Regions from separate parts of the Homo sapiens genome. Here region 1 is linked to region 2. Evidence: chromatin contacts called from ENCODE Hi-C or POLR2A ChIA-PET data. All regions are on one chromosome and are shown on one strand. The core of a region is the stretch at or near the end of the contact, and the rest is flanking DNA. Distances in the headings are between cores, read along the strand shown.

Region 1 (4,815 bases), core at 1,356-3,855, 33 kb before region 2:
AGTCCTGTTTCACACCCATTGGGGGTGCACTGTCTGTTTCAGAGATTCCCTTCTAGATGAAGGCAGCCCCACGGATGTAATGCTCCTGGCCTCTGCAGGCTTTCAGTGGAGGTGGGGGATTGATCTGATGGGCAAGTTGCAGGGGAACTCACAGGGAGGGAACTCATGCCTGCCCCTTTATGAAGGACAGAGCGCGGGTCTCCCCAGACCCACTGCCCCCGTGGAGACATGTGCTGCCTGCACTGTCCAACTGCCAGGGGCTGCAAGCACAGGTCTGTCCTCCTGGGGTCTGGCGTCAGGAAGCCCGTGGGGGCTGCAGGCTCTGCAATCAGCTCTGGCAGAACTAGGGCCTGCATTTGACCTTCATCGGCTCCTCCTTGGTCTCTGTCAGTTGTTCCAAACTCAGGGTGCAATTTCCTGGGCTCCCCACATCCTAACCCCATTAGGGGCTGCTTAGATGGCTGGGCCCCTTTCCCACTTTTCAGCGTCATGAGTGGAGCACCTACTGTGCAGCTGAGAGGGAAGCTCTGTTTGCCCGATGCCTTCATTTTCCAGGTGAAGGAGCTGAGGCTGAGTCACACACTCCACAGGGATCAAGATCCTGCACAAAGGCCTGCATATGGGCAAGTGACCCATGCAGTCACACAGGGACCCATCTTCAGAAGGGCCCTGTTCTTGGTTTAAGGATCTGCTGCTATCCTCTCTAAATTCTTAGTAATTTTTGAACAAGAGGCCCTGTATTTTCTTTTTTTTTTTTTTTTTTTTGCACCAGGTCCTGCAAATCATGTAGTTGGTCCTGGGAGCAGAAACAGAATTAGAACTCAGGCCCCCTGACTAAGGCCAGTGTCTTTTTCCACCACCCCACTCCGGTCTCTGAATGCTAGTGAAGCTGAACTGCAACATGTCCCAACCATATCTTTCAAAGCTAAAGCCAGAGGCCTGAGTGACGCCTTTCCCGGCCTGAAAGCCCCTGATGAATGACATCACCAGATTTCCTGGTTGCTGTAACATTCCACCCCAAACAAGGGAGCTGCTGCTTTTTTTTCCCAGTAAAAATCACCTCCTGGGGCACTTGATCATCATCCTACCTGGGGCTACAGGCAGCCAGTCTCAGAATCACCCAGAAGTCAAACTGGCATCAAGGCTTGGAGAGAAAATAAGGTCAGGAGAGCTCAGGAAAGTTTAGGAAAAATACAGGGGGCGAAGAGAACCTACATAAGCACAGAGAGCACTGCTGAAATTGAGAGATATTTACAAACCTAAATAGGAGCCAAACAACTCCTCTGTGCCAGCTTTATGCCACATCCCTCTCAAGAAAACTATGGCACATGTCTCTTTTCAAAGATACACCATAAAGAGAAGTATGTTTGTTTTTATTCCAATGTTAGTGCTTCTTAGCTACAATAGTTAATCTACAGCAAATTATGAGAAAAAGGGTGCCTTAAGCAGAGCAGAGTTTGCTACAATGGATGGTTTTTCCTGACAAGTTTGTCTGTGCACATTTCCTGAGATTCCCATTTCCTATAATACCTTGTACTTCAAGTTTATTCTCGTTGCATTATTAAATTGCGAGTGATCATGTTTCTCACTGCAGTGGGACTCCCTCCACCATCAGCTGAGACCGCCTAAGCTCCCAGAGTAACTCAGAGAAGGAAAGGGCAGGCTGGTTCCCAGAGGCCCAGGGAAGCATGTCGGTCTGTGTGACCTTGTGTTCACACATCCCAGGTCTGGGATTCTGGCCCAGGAAACAAGATTCTCATCCACATTTTAGAAACCACAACTTTATAATACCTGCTTCTTTATTTATATTCAATCAGTTTAACCATTTGAGGAGTAAGTCAATGAAAATGTTTAACAGTTAAAAAACATACAACCACTAATTTTAGAATAAAATATTCAGAAAAAAAATGTTAAGCTTTTAAATAGTTCATGTTCTATATCACCCTTTGGAAGATTCAGGTTTACCTAAATTTTTTATTAACGGGACAGCCACCTTCTAAACAGGGACAGAGTTCTATAGGCACAAAGGGGTGGGAATACAGTCCAGGTCTTCTGTTCACATGGACCTGAGAGAGAGCAAGTAGAAAGTCAGTGATTCAATTGCTTGGTGGGTTAATGCCATTTCCCCTTAAGGAGGTATTGCTAGATCCTTTTTAGGACTCAGAGGAAAATAAGAAATATTGCCTGATGTCTACCCACTCCCTTCCAATTCTGTTTCAATGTTAGAATTTTCCTTTGCTAACATTTAATCTCTGTAGAGGGTCAGCTACTTAATGCAACAATGTTTCATTTCCATGGAAGCATCTGTTTGCTGAAGACATGGGGGTTCCCACGGCAACCTACTGACATGGGATTTTGCAGTCCTTCCTCCCGAATTACCAGGAAGCCAGGGCTCACGTGTGTGGGTGTCAGAGCTGACAACTGGCCTCGTCGGCGTCCATCTCTTCCTCCACTCCCTCTAATGAAATTAAGTCCCTGCTGCTGGACAGCGTCCTGCTAACAGCTCGCAGATTGCCCCACCTCTCAGGGCCTGTCTGGGCATCTTAGCAGCATCTGCTTCCAGCCTGTCACGCTCTAGACTCGTGATAGCTGTCTGCTGACTAGATGGCATTCTGATAAAGGGCAGAAAGGCAGAGCGATGTCTGTTCTGGGGTGTGTGCCAGGCACAGGGTGCGGGACAGTGGTGACGCGCTCTGCCTTTCCTCAGCCAAAACCACAAGCCCTTGTCCCGTGCAGCGTCCTCATGCGAGATGTTCCGCAGAGCCACTTCATGGTTCTCAGCACACTCAGAGCACTCACTGTGGCTTTCAGCAGCACGAAACAGATGCTTGAATGGGCCAAGAATGGGGGGCAGTGGCTCAGGCCTGTAATCCCATCACTTAGGGTGGCTGAATCGGGTGGATCTCCTGAGGTTAGGAGTTCAACACCAGGCTGGTCAATATGGTGAAACCTCGTCTCTACAAAAATACAAAAATTAGCTGGGCATGATGGTGGGTGCCTGTAGTCCCAGCTACTTTGGAGGCTGAGGCAGGAGAGTCACTTGAACTCGGGAGGCAGAGGTTGCAGTGACCCAAGATTGCACTCCAGCCTGGACAACAGAGCAAGACTCCATTTCAAACCAAACCAAACAAACAAACCCAAGAATGAATGAAGCATTTGGGACGTTACGCGATAGGAGCTGAGGCTTGGGGGCAGGCACTGTGCTGCATGTTATCCCACTGTTAGTATCTTAAAGACAGGGACACAAGTTTAGGGAACAAAAGCAAATTAGGCGAGGTCTGACTCCAGGACCTGAGGCTCAGCCGCTGTCTGTGACTCTAATCCCCAAATTGCTTTCCACTGTCAGGAGTCCACACTCTCAGTAATGAAACTTCCTGTACCACTGGCTTCTTTTTTGTTTTTTTGGATGGCATCTTGCTCTGTCACCCAGGCTGGAGTGCAGTGGTGCCATCTCGGCTCACTGCAACCTCCGCCTCCTGGGTTCAAGTGATTCTCCTGCCTCAGCCTTCCGAGTAGCTGGGACTACAGGTGCCCGCCGCCGTGCCTGGCTAATTTTTCTATTTTTAGTAGAGATGGGGTTTCACCATATTGGCCAGGCTGGTCTCGAACTCCTGACCTTGTGATCTGCCCACCTCTGCCTCCCAAAGTGCTGGGATTGCAGGCGTGAGCCACTGCACCCAGCCACCACTGGCTTCTTATGTTAGTGCTTCTTGTGCCAAAACTCAGGTGACTGGAGAAGGGAGGAGCCACACAGTCTTCTCCAAGTGTGTGGCCTGTCCATGGGCTGAGATGCAGCTTTCAGCCTCTGTGGCTGTCTTTTCTTTTATCCATATTCTCATATCTCCCATTCTAGCGCTGTCTCTTATCAACCTAATTGAGTGACATGAAAGGGCACAGCTTCAACTGTGACTCAGGGGAGCGAGGGACAAAGGAGGAAGGAGGTTGGGGACCTGACGTCTGTCTTTGGTGTTTCCCACTCCCCACTGCTGCCTTGTCGCTGTGGATTCATTTGCCATCCTGAGGTCACCGCAATCCTGGTCTGTCCGAAAGTGTGCTTCACTAGGGGTAGCACTTCCCATGTTGGGCATGAATTGCAGGAAGGAGGCTCAGCCAGCCTCTCAGAATAACCTCCTTCCAGCCAGGAGTGACACAAGTGTGGGCATGAGGGATTCACCGGTTCTTGAAGGGTTAGGTCCTCTGGTGGTGTTGTGGAAGGAAGGCACCCCTAGCAAGGGAGGCGGCCAGGGAGGGCAGAGTCCCCTGCGAGAAGCTGCTTCTCCAGCCATATTTCTGGGGTTGTGGTTAAAGCTCAGTGAGCCGGAGCCTTACCAAGGAGGCTGATGGCCTTGGTCACAGCCAGGGTGACATCCCAGACAGGTCACTGACCACAGAGCTGCTCCTCAGATGTTTAGGTCGGACCCTCAATCAAGCAGCGTATTCTGAATTGAACCTCTCTTGGGAAATTACTGGCACTAGCTAAACCCACAGAAGTGTGTGTGTGTGTGTGTGTGTGAGACACACATACATGGACATTGAAAAATAGTAATAAAAAAGCACCTGGGTACCCACTGTCAGGAGAAAAAGTAGCTATTATCACTACCACAAGGCTCCCTGTTGCCTGTCTCCAGTACCTGTCTCCTCTTTCTGACTTTGAGGTTAAATGTCTATGTGCTAATATGTTGTTTAAGAATCGATCCACATAGACAGATGATAGATAGATAGATTCCTAAACAACATATTATTAAGTTTAGGAAAACAGAGTAATAAGCACAAATTGAGCTGTATAAAAAATAGACTGTGTCACTACTGGAAAAT
Region 2 (4,137 bases), core at 283-2,782:
AGACGGAGCAGCCCTTAAGTTCTCATTCATTTTTTTTGGGGGGGCTGAATGCATTCCCTGTTCATTTCTCAAAAGAGCCACATGAAATAGCCCCGTGAAGTGCTTCATCAGAGGGGACAGCATTTTTTTTTTATTTTTTATTTTTGAGACAGGGTCTCACTCTGTTGCCCAGGCTGGAGTGCAGTGGCATGATCATGGCTTAATGCAGCCTAAACCTCCCAGGCTTAAGTGATCCTCCCACCTCAGCCTTCTGAGTAGCTGGGACTGCAGGCACACACCACCGTGCATGGCTAATTATTGTACTTTTTGTAGATATGGTGTTTTGTCATATTGCCCAGGCTGGTCTCAAACTCTTGGACTCAAGCCATCTTCCCCCCTCAGCCTCCCAAAGGGCTGGGATTACAGGCATGAGCCACTGCACCTGGCCAGGGACAGCATTTTCAAGGTAAGTCTCTGGAAACAGGACAGCCCCCTAAATCACTGCCTTATAACCACAGAAGTTTATTTCTTGCATGCATTACAGGTTGGCAGAAAGTTGGCTGTGGCTCTGCTCCGTGTATTTCCCACAAGCAGATTCCACTGGGGCAGCTGATTTGCGGGGAGTGATGTCCTCATGTCAAAGGAGAAAGCAAGAAAGCAAAACCAAAACAAACCCCAAAATCTGACAATAGCCCTTAATAGTTCAGCTGGGAACTGGCTCCCTGTATGACTTCTGTTCACATTTCAGTGGCCAAAGCAAGTCACTTTCCCAAGCCCCAAGCCTATTCTCAGCAGGATGGTTCATTGACTCCACCCACAAAAGGTACTGTGGCTGTGCTCATGGTGTACTGCACAGGCACCTTACAGGGGGAGGGGGCCAGTAGCTGAGAACAATAATGCATTCTGTGACCAGCCTTGAGGGGCTGGAAATTGAGGCACCAATGCTTTCCCTCTGCCTATTACACCGCACTTCCTCTCAACACCCTACCCAGATCCTGGCCCGTCTGATTGGATCTCTGATTCCAGAGCTGGGACTGTGGTTCTTACCTCTGGCACTTCCTCTCAACACCCCACCCAGATCCTGGCCCATCTGATTGGACCTCTGATTTCAGAGCTGGGCCTGTGTTTCTCACCCCTGGCACTGCCTTTCAACACCCTACCCAGATCCTGGCCTGTCTGACTGGACCTCTGATTCCAGAACTGGGCCTGTGTTTCTTACCTCTAGCTGGATTTCTATTCCACCTTGCAAAGGACCACTTAGTAGCATCAGCCTTCCAGCCCAAAAACATCACCTCTGGATGTACCTCCAAGACCAGAATGACATGCTGGTACAAAAACACAACCTCAAATCCAGTTCAAGCTTAGCACCATTTTTGGATCCATTAAATTAGATGGTTAACTTTCTACTTTCCAGGACCTATGTTCAAATTAGTGTCTCCTTCTAAGATCCTCACCCTTCCCAGCTTCTTCTAATTCTCTGTTGCCCCACTGCAAGGTGCCAACATGCTTTTCAGCCAGTAGAAGAGGCAGGAAAGATCTTTGTTAGTTAGGGCACCTCTGAGTCACTGCATGAAGGGACCTGTGGCTGGGAGGCCCCACCCTCCCTCCTCCTTGCTGGGCCAGCAGGGGCCAGAGCTCATTTCCAATTCTGCCCTGTTTGTGCTTGTTCTTTTTCCATGTAGTATTATCAAGAGCCCGTTTTTATGAGCTGCAACAGTGAGGTCTGTGCAAATAAACTTTCTGAGTAATAATAACTGTCCTAAATCATTTGCTCAGGAACAAACAGTGCTTTGCAACTGGCACAATCAGCTCCTCACATCTGAGTCAGGTTTGTAGCCTGCTTGAAGTGGATGCATGAGAAGGCTGCAGTGCTTTTAAGGGAACTGGAAGTTTCATTCATTGACTTGACAACCAACAAGTAACCAGAGAGAATAAACCAACCAACCAACAACAACAAATAGGATTACTTGCAACAAGGAAAGCAACTTAGACAACCCCAAATTTAAGAAAACAGAGGAAGAAAGGCGCCCACTCCCTCGTCATCTTGGCTATCATTATTTTTTAATTTTGCTCCAATCCCTTTTCATGTAAAATCTAAGAATCGCTGTTACGTAAACTTTGGTATCCAGCTTTTTCTTTTTTTAAAATTAACATCAATAGATTTTCTTCATCATAGTTGCTTTTTGTGGCTGAATAATTTTTCACATACCAAAAGGATTGTACGCATGTTCCATAATTTACTTAGCCAACTCTCTTACTGCTGAACACTTAGGTGATTTTTACTTTATATTTCTGCCATGATAAACAATACTATTATGAACACATTTATATTTTCAAATTTGTACATAATATGAGCTTGTGATTATTTGATTTTTTGGGTTTTTTTAGGCATTAAAGCTAGAATCACAATAGTAGGGGTAGAGAATGATACTACGTATTTACAAAAAACCTAAGAAAAATGATGCTGATTTTCTTGTATCTTCTGGAATCTGTAGAAAAGGCCACCCCTTTAAGAGCTTATGACCTGCTACCTGCAGCTGACAATGGGTGTGCTATGAGAATGAAAGTTGGATGAACGTGTTGTAAGAAGAAAACACATCTTCCCCTTCTACCCACCTTAGGTTCATTGGCTGGGTCCCCTGTAACCAAATGCAGATTAATAAGAGCAAAGTCAGCCGGGCGTGGTGGCTCATGCCTGTAATCCCTGCACTTTGGGAGGCCAAGGCAGGCGGATCACCTGAGGTCAGGAGTTTGAGACCAGCCTGGCCAACATGGTGAAACCCCGTATCTACTAAAAATACAAAAATGAGCTGGGCATGGTGACTTGTGCCTGTAGTCTCAGCTACTTGGAAAGCTTGAACCCAGGAGGTGGAGTTTGCAGTGAGCCAAGATCGTGCCACTGCATTCCAGGCTAGGTGTCACAGTGAGACTCTGTCTCAAAAAAAAAGCCAACAAATTTATTTAATAAGTTTTACATGACACAGAGCCCTCAAATGACATGAAGACCAGAAGAAACAGTTAAACCTGTGTGTTTTTATGCTGTTTGATAAAAGATGAGAAAGCCATGGAAGGATGTGGTAGGTTAAAGGGGATGAGTAAACTGAGGGAAATTTAGCAAGTCCTGTGTGTTCAATTCCTCTCCGTGCCCCTGTGTCTTCAGAAGAGGGGCACCTCTCACATGAGGGTCTTGTGGCCTGCTTCAGGGGAAGGTCAGAGTGCAGGGGAAGGTCAGAGTGCAGGGGAAGGTCAGAGCGCTCTTCTTGCACTTGCCACACCTCAATATATTTTTTTTTTAAGAGACAGGGTTTCACTCTGTTGCCCAGGCTGGAGTGCAGTGGTGCAATCATGGCTCACTGCAGCCTCGAACTCCTGGGCTCAAGTGATCCTCCTGCCTCAGCCTCCCAAGCAGCTGGGACCACAGGTGCATGCCACTATACCCGGGTCATTTTTTTTTTTAACTTTTGGTTGAGACGAGGTTTTGCTATGTTGCCCAGTCTGGTCTCAAATTCCTGGCCTCAAGGGACCCTCCCACCTCTGCCTCCCAAAGTGCTGGGATTATAGGCGTGAGCCATCTCACCAGGCCTATAGTTCTTTGGCTTAAAATACTCAATGTGCTAACATGCTGTACTTTGAGGTAGTGTGCCTTGAATCCCATCAGTGTCCTTCTTATCTCTCATATGCAGGCTTATTTGTAGAATAAATGGATCCTCCCAAGAAGGGTTCATGGAGAAAATTCCCCCTTGGGTGTCAATATCTGAAAAACATGGCCCTGAAGTGCATATTGTGTTTTATTTTACAAACATTATGAATCCTGTAAACTAGTGGTGTGGATGTCTTGGCTTCAGCTAGCAGAGAGCTGGTGCATTTGTGGCTCACTTCTAGCTAATATTTAGGATCATTTGTTATACATTTTTCTGCTAATCATACCTTTAATTTATTTCCAGTATGCTGCTGCTATTTAAAATTATGTTAAAAAGGAATTCTTGGTAATGTAAAAAAAAAAAAAAAAAAAACCTCAGAACACAGTAGTGTATGCTCTATACAAAATGACATTTTTTAAAAAGACAGAAAAGGGCCAGGTGCAGTGTGTCTCACGCCTATAATCCTAGCACCTTGGGAGGCCGAGGTGGGTGAATCACCTGAGGTCAGGAGTTCAAG

The links. Hi-C counts contacts between places; a loop is a spot of excess contacts on that map. ChIA-PET counts read pairs that join two places held with the same protein, here RNA polymerase II (POLR2A). Pooled maps may share reads with other maps.
Region 1: a loop to region 2 is called in a map of sigmoid colon, with 4 times the contacts of the local background. The contact joins two enhancer-like sites. A Hi-C loop is called at or near these places in 6 of 168 maps with a recorded cell type or tissue (CD4-positive, alpha-beta memory T cell, CD8-positive, alpha-beta T cell, naive thymus-derived CD4-positive, alpha-beta T cell and 2 more) and 8 of 50 pooled maps. POLR2A ChIA-PET finds 5 or more read pairs at or near these places in 9 of 52 experiments (BJ, MCF 10A, PC-9 and 5 more).

Annotation. Positions count from the first base shown.
Region 1 is chr2:234,333,371-234,338,185 of GRCh38, forward strand. No RefSeq gene overlaps it. Among named protein-coding and RNA genes, the nearest start is that of LINC01891, 120 kb to the right of the region's middle. Within about 2 kb of position 2,606, at least 11 of the 41 ENCODE cell types and tissues checked have a DNase peak (open chromatin) inside an H3K27ac peak, as active enhancers do; they include PC-9 and sigmoid colon, where a contact is called at or near this core.
Region 2 is chr2:234,367,384-234,371,520 of GRCh38, forward strand. No RefSeq gene overlaps it. Among named protein-coding and RNA genes, the nearest start is that of LINC01891, 85 kb to the right of the region's middle. RefSeq lists enhancers at 352-853, 854-1,353. Within about 2 kb of position 1,533, at least 13 of the 41 ENCODE cell types and tissues checked have a DNase peak (open chromatin) inside an H3K27ac peak, as active enhancers do; they include PC-9 and sigmoid colon, where a contact is called at or near this core.